Linked DNA regions of Mus musculus: region 1 is linked to region 2. Evidence: chromatin loops called from intact Hi-C (ENCODE). Cell type or tissue: heart. All regions are shown on one strand.

Evidence for each region. Peaks named below come from ENCODE experiments on the same cell type or tissue, not always from the same donor. Only the 100,000 strongest peaks of a DNase experiment are listed, where the experiment ranks them.
Region 1: it touches region 2 in a loop (2.0-fold over the local background); 3 of 42 quality-filtered maps call a loop at or near these places.

The regions. Positions count from the first base shown.
Region 1 is chr2:29,424,110-29,429,109 of GRCm38, reverse strand. All of the region lies in intron 3 of Med27 (mediator complex subunit 27), which reads right to left. Among named protein-coding and RNA genes, the nearest start is that of Mir133c, 49 kb to the left of the region's middle. In heart, a CTCF peak has its summit at 2,299 (motif pointing right); a DNase peak (open chromatin) is centred at 2,219.
Region 2 is chr2:29,251,565-29,256,564 of GRCm38, reverse strand. 6530402F18Rik (RIKEN cDNA 6530402F18 gene) reads left to right here and starts at 3,572. Exons shown (of 2, transcript NR_029460.1): 1 at 3,572-4,100. In heart, CTCF peaks have their summits at 2,774 (motif pointing right) and 4,041 (motif pointing right); DNase peaks (open chromatin) are centred at 2,834, 3,554 and 4,244; H3K4me3 peaks cover 2,356 bases; H3K27ac peaks cover 1,517 bases; H3K27me3 peaks cover 4,944 bases.

The sequences.
Region 1 (5,000 bases), 170 kb before region 2:
GCTTCACTCCCAGTCCATACTGTGTCAGAGGCAATACTGCAATGCTGGAGATCAGTGTCTGCTTGAAGAATCTCAAGGATGTGGAGTACTGGTCTCTCCTTTATCTGTTTTGTTCACTAGTCTGACCTCTGCAGGAGGACCTGAGATCATTACAAGCCCACAAGGCAGAGGGCCTCACTGTTCACCATGACAGATGAGGAGCATCTTTGTGAATGTCACCACTGAAGGTTGGCAAAACCACTTTAGAGTGAATGCATTTTCTTTCCTCATCCCAATCAAACATAGAATCAAGCCCAGTTCATATGCTACAGAATGTACATAGCTTACATTTTCTTCTTTGGGAGAGGTCTCCTGCCCTCTGCCACAATATAAAGCCCACCATGGCTGTGCCAGCCCCCGCCCAAGACTATCATCTATGTCTGAGCAAAGGAATCCCACATGGCCAACTGAAAGAGAAAGAAAGGGCCCAAGTTTGGTCTACGGATGGGCCATCTGATAAGTGAGCACCAGCCAGTCACACGTATCAGCTGACTTACAGATTGGCTTTAAAAATCAGCAACGAGGGGTGATTTTTCGCAGTGATGGGGACTTCAGTAACACTGTACACTCCACAGGAGTAGTAGCAAAGGTTATGTGATACATGGTCTCATAAGTGGCCCACCTAGATTGGTAAGTCAGGACAAGGACAGAAGTAGACATATGTGTGGGCACATGGGGAATGGAAAGGGTGGAAGAGCCCACATGTCATCACCAACCCTCAAGGAAAAGGCACTGGGCAACTAGAAGGCAGACTCCTAGCCCACTGTCTACCCAGTGTATCCACTCAAAGTGGCCATGGTAGCAGAAATGGCCGAACATGAATATACCCTTCTTGAAGTGATCTGGCTACTGATGCCAATCAATATCTGCCGGCAAGAGAGACTAATACTGAGTAGCCAGCATCTGCTTGGTGAAGCTGATGAGCTGACATCTTCTATTCTAGAGGGCTAGCAGTCTACTCTCACAAGAATGATGCCTGTGATGCCAGGACATCACTATGCAAAAATGAGGTACCATCCCCCAAGATACAGGATATGGATCAAACCAGAGAGGATCAGTAGGATGCTGTGCCTCTGAGGGAAAGAATACACAGGTCTGAGAGTCAAGGGGAACTAAGAGAAATGTCTCTTCACTCAGAAGAGACTTGGAACATCACTGTCCTGGGACTCTGACCAGGGGGAATGCAGTTCCACTGTATCATGGCATGGCTGCCTCCTGGGTACTCTGCAATCTGGTCTTAGAATCTGGGAGCACAGAGGTGTTATCATCTTGCCTCAGCACTGGCTCTGAGAAGCAGGCAGTGGATGAGGAGGAGTCCAGGTGGCTACCCTCATGGTGTCCTAGTATACTCACCCATTGTGACTCTAGGTGCCTGGTCTTAGAGGGGCCTGGTGATGGGGCTCAGGTGTGGCAGGAATGAAGCTGTGTGTCTCCCTGGGCCAGCTCTGCACTAAGGGTGAGTAGAACCCAGAATGATAGCTCAGCAGAGTATCAGTGACAGCAACAGCATTCACCATTGGTGTTGGAAGTTGTGAGAGCATGCTTCTGGGGTTGGGGAATCAATGACTAGCATTCTGAAACACCACTATATGGTACCAGAATTGAGACTGTTACAGAGCAGGGTTGGTGAGATTCAGTCCCTGTGGCCAGCTGTGGGGACAGTCAGCTCCCAGCTGTCCGGCTCCTTCAGCACCTGCCCCAGCTGTGTGTTGAAGCCTCACTGCAGTGTAGCCTTCTTGGAGTCCCTGCAGTTTTTGACTGAGTGAGGCAGTATACAGAAGGGCACCTCCTACTGAGCACCAGGCAGTGCTGCTCCAGACATTTCCCAGGAGGTCAAGGGCCTGTTGGATGTAGGCAAATTGTTCTCCGGTGGCCTAGACCCTTTCTTCCCCTTCCTTTCCCAGGTACTGACCCCTAATAAACATACCATACATCAGCACCCATGCCTTATACAGTTAACAAGTAGGGCTGCCAGAATCCTCACACCCAGCTCTGCTTCAGGGGACTGGACAGAGTGTGAGTGCCAGTGTCAGCACACCTATAGCTGAGGAGAGGACTGCACCTTCAGAATGACTCAGTTTTCCCTCTGTGGCAGACTGGCTTTGGCCAGTGAGCTGTCATCTCATTCCATGGACTCATTTGTAGCACAGAAGTATCTGTCCACCCTGGCTGATAAAGTACTGCCTCTGCCAAAAAGCAGTGTGCACCGGGCAAGGCTCCAGGGCCACCAGGCACACTGAAGCATAAAGCTCTGCAGTAGAGGGAGCCACACCCTTCCACCTGCAAAGAATCTGGAGCCGAGGGCTTGACACTGGGTTCACGGACAGATCTCCAGTAAGTGGGGAGATGATCTCTAAGAAGAGCAAAGCAAAGCAGAGGAAGGGTTCAGAGATCATGCAAAATCGTGGGGAAAGACAGATGTAACTATGTCCTATATCCCGGATTTTTCTGCCTCTCCTAATCCATCTTACTCGAGGGAAGAGGGACGCAAGCAGGGCTATTCTGAGAAAACCTCAGGAACTCAGATGAGTTCTCTGCGGCCAGAGTTTCTCTAACACAGGAGGTGGTGGAAGAGATGCCTCCTGGCTCTTCCAGTCTGAGTTTCATGGTGGCCCAAATATGCTTCCTCAAGAATACAGAAGTTCCTTTGGGGTGAGGACAGTTCTGCATAGTGTCTACATGTCTGCTGAACAAACTGCATTGAATTAATTGGTCATAAGGGACCTCTAAATTCTAAGTGTTCCTTTGTTAAAAATAAAAATCTGCCAAAAACCATATTTTTGAGAAAACCCATTCCAGCCCACATGTGATGTGGAAAGTCAGATCTGTGCACAGCCTGTGGGGGGTAAGGTCCATTTCAACTGACAGAAAAAGGTTTAGATGAGGGAGAAAATACAATTGGTAGCTTCAACTTAATGCATTACATAATTTCATTGTTACAGTTTTCTAACAGCCCAAGTCTGAACCCTCTTCCCACTTCAAATCAACTTCTTCTTCTTTTTTTTTTTTTAATGTGCCGAATGGGAAGAAGGGTTTTCTAGAACCACCATGCTTGGAAATCATGCTCACAGTATTGGTAAGAATGAAGTAAATGTTACTCTAAGCCCCATGAGAGAATTACAGGGCTCTTTTCTTTAGAGCCCCGTGATGCCCGGTGAGTCCCTCTGATGGCAAGAAATCCTCAGATTGTCCCATTACTTGGGGAGCTGGAAAAGCTGCCATGAACAAAGTCCCTAAAGCCAAAAGTCACAGCCCTTCAACGGTGTGCCCGAGCTCCAGAACATATTGGAAAGAGACCTGGGGACATGCATAGTACTTTAGGAGTCTCTTTGCAGACTGGACAAAAGAAAACCTGGGGACCACCCTGTCCCATGTGTGTATTTTCCAAAGTTCAAAATAAAGTTGTTTTTAATTTGATCTGAGACCAAAGTCTTGATACAGAAAGTTAAGGATGAGGTCATTAGACAATGAGGTCACTGGGTGAAAGGTGAGAGACAGGGTGAGCAGGGGAAGTGTCTGCTTAGCAGGCCTTACTCTGATTGCAAGAATATTTACTCATGCCCTACTGCTTATTCAGCATCCAGCATGGTGGGCATCAGGTTTTCTTCCCCGAATCATGAAAGTGAACACAAAGTGGAACTTAGTGCAAATGAGTGAGGATAATGTCGATTTAAGCCAGGCCTAGTGGCCCTCATAATCCCAGCTCTTGGGAGGCAGAGGTGGGAGGTTCACCACAAATCTGAGGCCAGCTTCATCTATACAGTGTTCTAGACCAGCCAGGGCTACACAGCAAGATGGGTTTCAATAAACAAACAAAATTCAAGTAAGCAAAAAGAATTGCAAGAATGGCATGAATTTAGATATCAGTGGCTCAAAAATGAGTAAGTATTCTTACAGAAAAAAAAAAAATCAAAGCAAACTTGCTAGATGCCTGTCACCACCAACAGCCACTCCAGACCACAGCTATCACAGCTGCCCAAGAAGGAAGACCTCAAAGCTAAGGAACAGAAAACACAGACAAAGCTCTGTGTTTAGACCCCTACATGGGTGAGGGTGTAGAGCACCTGGACCCTCAAACCCTGCTGCTAGGAATGTGAAGTGATACAACTTCTTTGGAAAATTGTTCATCAACTTCTTAAAAACTTAAACATATATCTATGAGGTAACCAAGGTACTACAATCCAAATTCGTATGCAGAAAAGAGAAGCACATGCCCACACAGAGCCTGGCACGCCAAAGGTCAGAATGGCTTTATCCATCAAGACAAAGGGACAAATTGTGGGACACTCAGTGGACTACTGTACAGTAGCAAACAGAAATGATGTATACATGCAACAATAGGCTCAATCTCATGGTCATGTCAAGTAATAAAGACAGAGTTTTAAAAAAGGGTTATGTTATATGGCTTCATCAACATAAAGTTCTGGAAAATACAAACTAATTTACAGGAAGAATGACAAAGGAGCATGGGACAATATTTAAGGTAGGAAATAATTCTCATTTTCTTGATTATTTTCTTATACATTATTTCACAATTTAAATACATATGATTTATCATAAAATATAGCTATTAAATAATGGCTATAAAGAAAAATTATACATTGAATCTACAATAAACTAAACTGTCCACATATATACAAACACATACATACAGATTTCATAAATATACTAATTCTCAATACCCACAGGGCAGTGCAGCATCTCAATTACACAGACTAACTACATGAGTATTATATACCATGGCACAGTGAAGAATGATAGTGGAGCCGGCCTTCCTGTCGTCACGGGCTAAAGTGAATGAGGGAGGTGATGAGCACTGACACTGCATCCCTGAGCTGGGCCCAGCAGGCCCCATGACTGCCTCCGTAAGCCCTACAAGCTTTCCTCACTGTGCTCCTCTCGATGCGTGCCCCAGGCTCTCACAGGTTCTCCAAATGCACCACCCTGGAGAACCCCTCACA
Region 2 (5,000 bases):
TGCTCAGAGAGATGGGCCAGGAGCTAGGGCTGGCAAGCCCAGTCTGCCCAGAGACTGTTAGCCCCCTGCCTCTGTGAAGAGAAGTTTATTCAACAAAATGCAGACGAGCTAAGAACACGTCCTGCTCTATGTGAGTCTTGTTGTAGGCTGTGCACATCTTGGGAGATGTGTGGATGAAAGGCGCCATATAAAATGCAATCAATTATGAATCACCATTACTGAATTAATCACATGTATGATTAATACGGTAATAATAATTAATGGGAGTATGATCTAGAGATTACAGCTGAGAACGGGCAGGGAGGAGCTGAATGCAGCTTGCAGTTGCTGCTGCTGCCTGGAGTCTTCACCTTAGGGAATGCCTTGGGAGTGAGTCCCGCTCTTCATCTCACACACCAACATGGGCTGCAGAGATCGGAGACCCTGGGATGTCTCCAAACCCCTAAATGGTCCCAGATGTGTCCCAGGCAGCTGCCACCAATTCTTCTATATCTCGACTGATCAAGGTCAAAGGGACAAGGGTTTCTTAAGAATCTGAATTTTGGTCTGGCACAGAGAGTGCAGCTACTGTGGGTGTGGCCAGAATGTGTGGGCAGCTCAGAGCTCAAGGCTCACTTCCTTTGGTAGTATGCGTTCACTTGATCTGTCCCTCCTTCTGTCTGTCTGTGTTGGGATCCCAGGAGGGCTGGACCTCATCTGTCACCTCTCACTGCAGAGCTCATTTTCATTTGCATGTGACTTTATAATTTCCTGTTACTCCTTGATCCTGTTGTTTATTTCCTGATAGCAAAGGATTTGGAAGGCATTGGGAAGATATCTACGACAAAGCCTGTCCCATCTCCCATCTCCCCGGCTTATGGCTTGATATATGTCTCCAAAGCCTTTGTATAGTCTTTCTCTATACGTATGTGACACAAGCATATGCACACACATACATGCTCAGACACACATCTCTTTTAAAAAATAAAGGCCTGTACCACATTGCTGCATTGCTCAAGAATGCTTTTCAGTAACAGATTTTCACACACACACACACACACACACACACACACACACACACACACACACACACTTTGAATTACAACAGAACAGTGAGGGCCAGAGTCCCACCAATGAAGATGATTAGGCCGCGTTAGAGAGGGAGCTATCGGTGATTCTGGTGGGGGTGTTCATTAACACTTTTCTGCCTCTGGTGCTCAGCTGCCTTTCTCTGCCAGTGAAAGGTCATTTGTCAGAAGGCACCTTAATGCAGTTTAGAAATGAACGGGGCCGGGCCACCTGGTCCCTCTACATGGCTGGAATCCTATTCATTCCTGGGCACTTTATTGTTCTTTGAAAGGAATGTCTTTTCCTGGAGGCTGCTGTGGAATTCAGTCAGTTCAGGATGGAAAAGCAGGGGCTGCACTCCCAGATAAATCCCCTTTTCACACTGACGGGGAAACTGAGGCTAAGAGCAAGAAAAGTTCTCCTCAAATGCACACGGCTAGTTAGGTGAGGGGCCAAGAAAGCCCAGTCTCTCTCCCGTGCTGTGATTGTCGCGGCAGCATCTTTGCATGCGTGGGTCACAAGAGCCATCCTGAAACTCAGTAGAGCCAGCCCAGGGTCCCGGGTCATCTGAACTGGAAGTTAAAAGCATCCTTCTCCATGCCTTGTTGAAGGCATCCAGACACTGTATGATGTAACAGCAGGGCACTGCTGGGGATTGATGGCCCTGCCTGGGGGAGACAGCAGGCCAAAGGCCTACAGGGTCATCACTCACCCTGGGCAGAAGCCCCACAGTGTGCCCTTCACTGTTGCCTGAGGCACAAATGCTTACAATCTGAGAGGCTGTGGTCTGCCTGCTTCCTCCAAGGAGTTCCCTCTGGTTGGAGACACTGAGGCCAGGATAGGAATATGTGTGTATTAGGGGAGAGGACATTGGCCTGCATCTGCTTTCCTGGACAGCTTGGTGGGGTGGCCCTTCTTTGAAATCTGAGGATGTGTTCAAGTTGGCACTCAGAAAAGAAAGGTCTTGCCAGTCACACTCGACAGACAGGGAAACTGAGGCTCTGAAAGAACTTGTGTCATGCCACAAATAATCCAGCAAGCCAGTCAGTGGGGGAGCATCCAATTAAGAACATGAAGATCCATCTCCCAAACCAAAATCTTACTTAGTTGCATGACCTTGGCCAAGCCACTTAAGGTCTCTAAACTCCAAGTTGAGGTTAAGTCACACAGCTTGGGGAAGAACTAGGGACCAGTGCACACAGGCCACTTTGCATGCAGTCTGACATGAAAGGCACTCTATAAATTGTTTGTTATTATTATCATCATCATTATTACCAATGACAATCTTTAATTCTTCATTTCCTGCTTGCTTTGTCACAAAATTCCAAATGTTATAACCAACAGAACAACCCTCTGTTAAGATTTAGGGGGAGATGTTGGGAGTAGGGAAGGGTTAAAGTGGGTGTGAGTGGAGGCAGTGGGGTGGGGGCTGAGGTACAAGCCAACCTAGTGACACCCTCTGTGACCTTGGACCAGTCTCTCTCTCTCTCTCCCTCTCCCTCTCTCTCTCTCTCTCTCCCTCTCTCTCTCTCTCTCTCTCTCTCTCTCTCCCCCCACCCCACCCCCTCTAGGTCCTTTGTTCTTGATGCATCCAAATGACATCTCCGTAAATACTGCAGCAAGAACCCACCCAAAGGGGACCAGGAGCACCCCCAAAAGACCCACAAAGCGCCCCTGGGAATACCAGGAAGCACTCTTACAGCCTGCACACAGCCTGGCAGGAAGCCTCCAGGGGGCTGAAGAGAGCACAGGGCTGTCCTAGGGCAGTCAACTCAGTGGCCTCTGCCCGGCATCTGCTGGAGTCCTCCCACGTGGTCCTCCCAGGCCTGCCCCAGGAAGGCAGAGAGCTCCTTAGCAAAGGCCCTCCTGCCCCCCTACTCTGCGCTCCCTGCAGAGCTGGCTTGGCTTCTCCGTCAAAAGCAGGGCCCATCAGGCTGGAGGCGGCGATGTGTCAGCTGGTATTCATGCTTTGGTTGTGCGCTCAGAGCGCTCCCCCTCCCCAGCTCCCCAAATCCACCCACCCACCCCTTTACCCACTGCTCAGGGCCTTCTGGGTGGCAGCGCTTCACACAGAGAGAAAGAGACAGAAACCGAGGAGCAGCAGCCTAGAGCCCTGGCTGTGGGGGGTGGGGGCTGACTCACTTGGCCCCCTCCCTGGTGCCGATGGGGCAGCCCCCACACCCCTGGGCGCTGGCACCGAGTCAGGCCCCACAGTTGGGAAGAAGGGAGATGCAGCTCCGCTGTGCCTGACCCGAGTCCGCTGAGGATGCACCCCGAGCTCAGGGACCGGTTGGTCCTCGGGCCGACAGGCGATGTGTAGGCAGCGACCCCCCACAGCAGGCTCACTCCGGCGGCCGCCTGCTGGGGCCACCCTGGCCGCGGGCCCGCCGGGACACCCCTGTTCGCCGCGCCCCTCCCCGGGCCGAGCTCGTCCCCGGAGCCTCGCAGTATTTCCTTCCTGCACCTTTAAGAAGACCGTTGCTCCGTGGTGGGATGGTGTGTTAAAGCCACACAGAGGAAGTTACGCAGCCCGGATCAGACCGGGAGATAAAAGCCCCGATGGTGACCGTGAGTGATGGCAAGAGGATTTAGCCTCGGCATTAACTTGGAGCGGAGTGCAGGGGGGCGGTGAGGCGCCCCGCCATCTGGCCGGCGCCGCGCCAGGGGGATGTTCAGGCGCCTGGACCAGCAGCGGCGAAGCCCACCCAGGCCAGGGGCTGAGTGGGGCGCGCGTGCAGGTTCTCCCCTGGCTGCCCAGGGGGCCCCAAAAGTTTGCACTTGTTAACAGCGACCTCCCGATCGGCCCGGGAGGGCCATGCAAGCCGCGCGGTTGGCCCCCTTCCCTGGCCCGCGTCTCCGGGACGGCTGCGGGCGGGCCCCCCGGCGGCCCGAGGGTTCCCCAGCCCAGATCTGAGGGTGGCCACCGCAGCGGCGGCGCGGGGCAGGAGTCTCCAGCTCTCAACCCTGCGGCCCGTGCGCCCACCCAGCACCAGCCAGAGGGTGGCGGTCTCCGGCCTCTCGGGGCTCGCTCCGGGAAGCTGCTCCGAGCCCGGGTAAGGCGAGCGGGGAGCGCCGGGGCGGCGGGCGGGGACGGAAGCGCCGCAGTTTCGCCAGGGTGCTTTCATTTTGAAAAGGCTTCGGCGACGGTGCCAGTTCTCCCCGGACCAGGGAGTCACTCGGAGCCTCCTAGCCGAGGTTCGGACGCAAAGTTATCTGGTGGCGGCTGCTACTAAAGGAGGGCTGGAGCCGCGGAAGAGGGGTGTGTGTGCGCGCCGGGTGCAGCATCTTTAAGAAGTAGAGTAGCTAGTCTTCTCTCTGGGCTCCCCGCCACCCAGCTCGTCTTTTTCTATCCGAGCGCCTGTGTGGGGAGGGGATGGGCTGTTGCAATAACGCTGCTTACTCGTGTCTATGAAAAGTAAATTAACCCTTCTCCGCCGGCGCTCCCCTCCCTAATTTAGTCTCCTCTGGGCTCTAAAGGCGCAAGGAGAACTCTTGGCCAGTCAGGTTAGAAACTTCTTTCGGTGCTGTGGAGGGGGTCGGCAGGCGGAGAAGGGGGCTCCACCACCGTGGAGAGTCGCACTCCAGGGAGAGCAAAGACGGGAAGTGGACCTCCAGATCTCGGGTCCGCCCGTTTCGGAGTAAGTTGCGGGTCTTTGCTGGGGGATGGCGGCGACAGGGTCTCCGCGGAGCAGCGCCGGGAAAAAGAATGCGAATAATTCCCTGGAGCTTTGCTCGGTGTCTTTTAATTAAGGGAGGCGATGTCAAATGAGGGGGCAGCCTGGATGCTAGCCTGGCCTTTATTAAAGGCGTGATTATTAATTGCGCCGGTGGTTTGCACCGAACTTCGGAAAGGCAAAACGCAGCGGCGGTTTGTGCTCTATGTGCGGTGCACGCCACTGTCTACGCGCCCGAGCTCAGCGCGGACTCAGCCAGACTCCTGGGTGTCTGCGGGC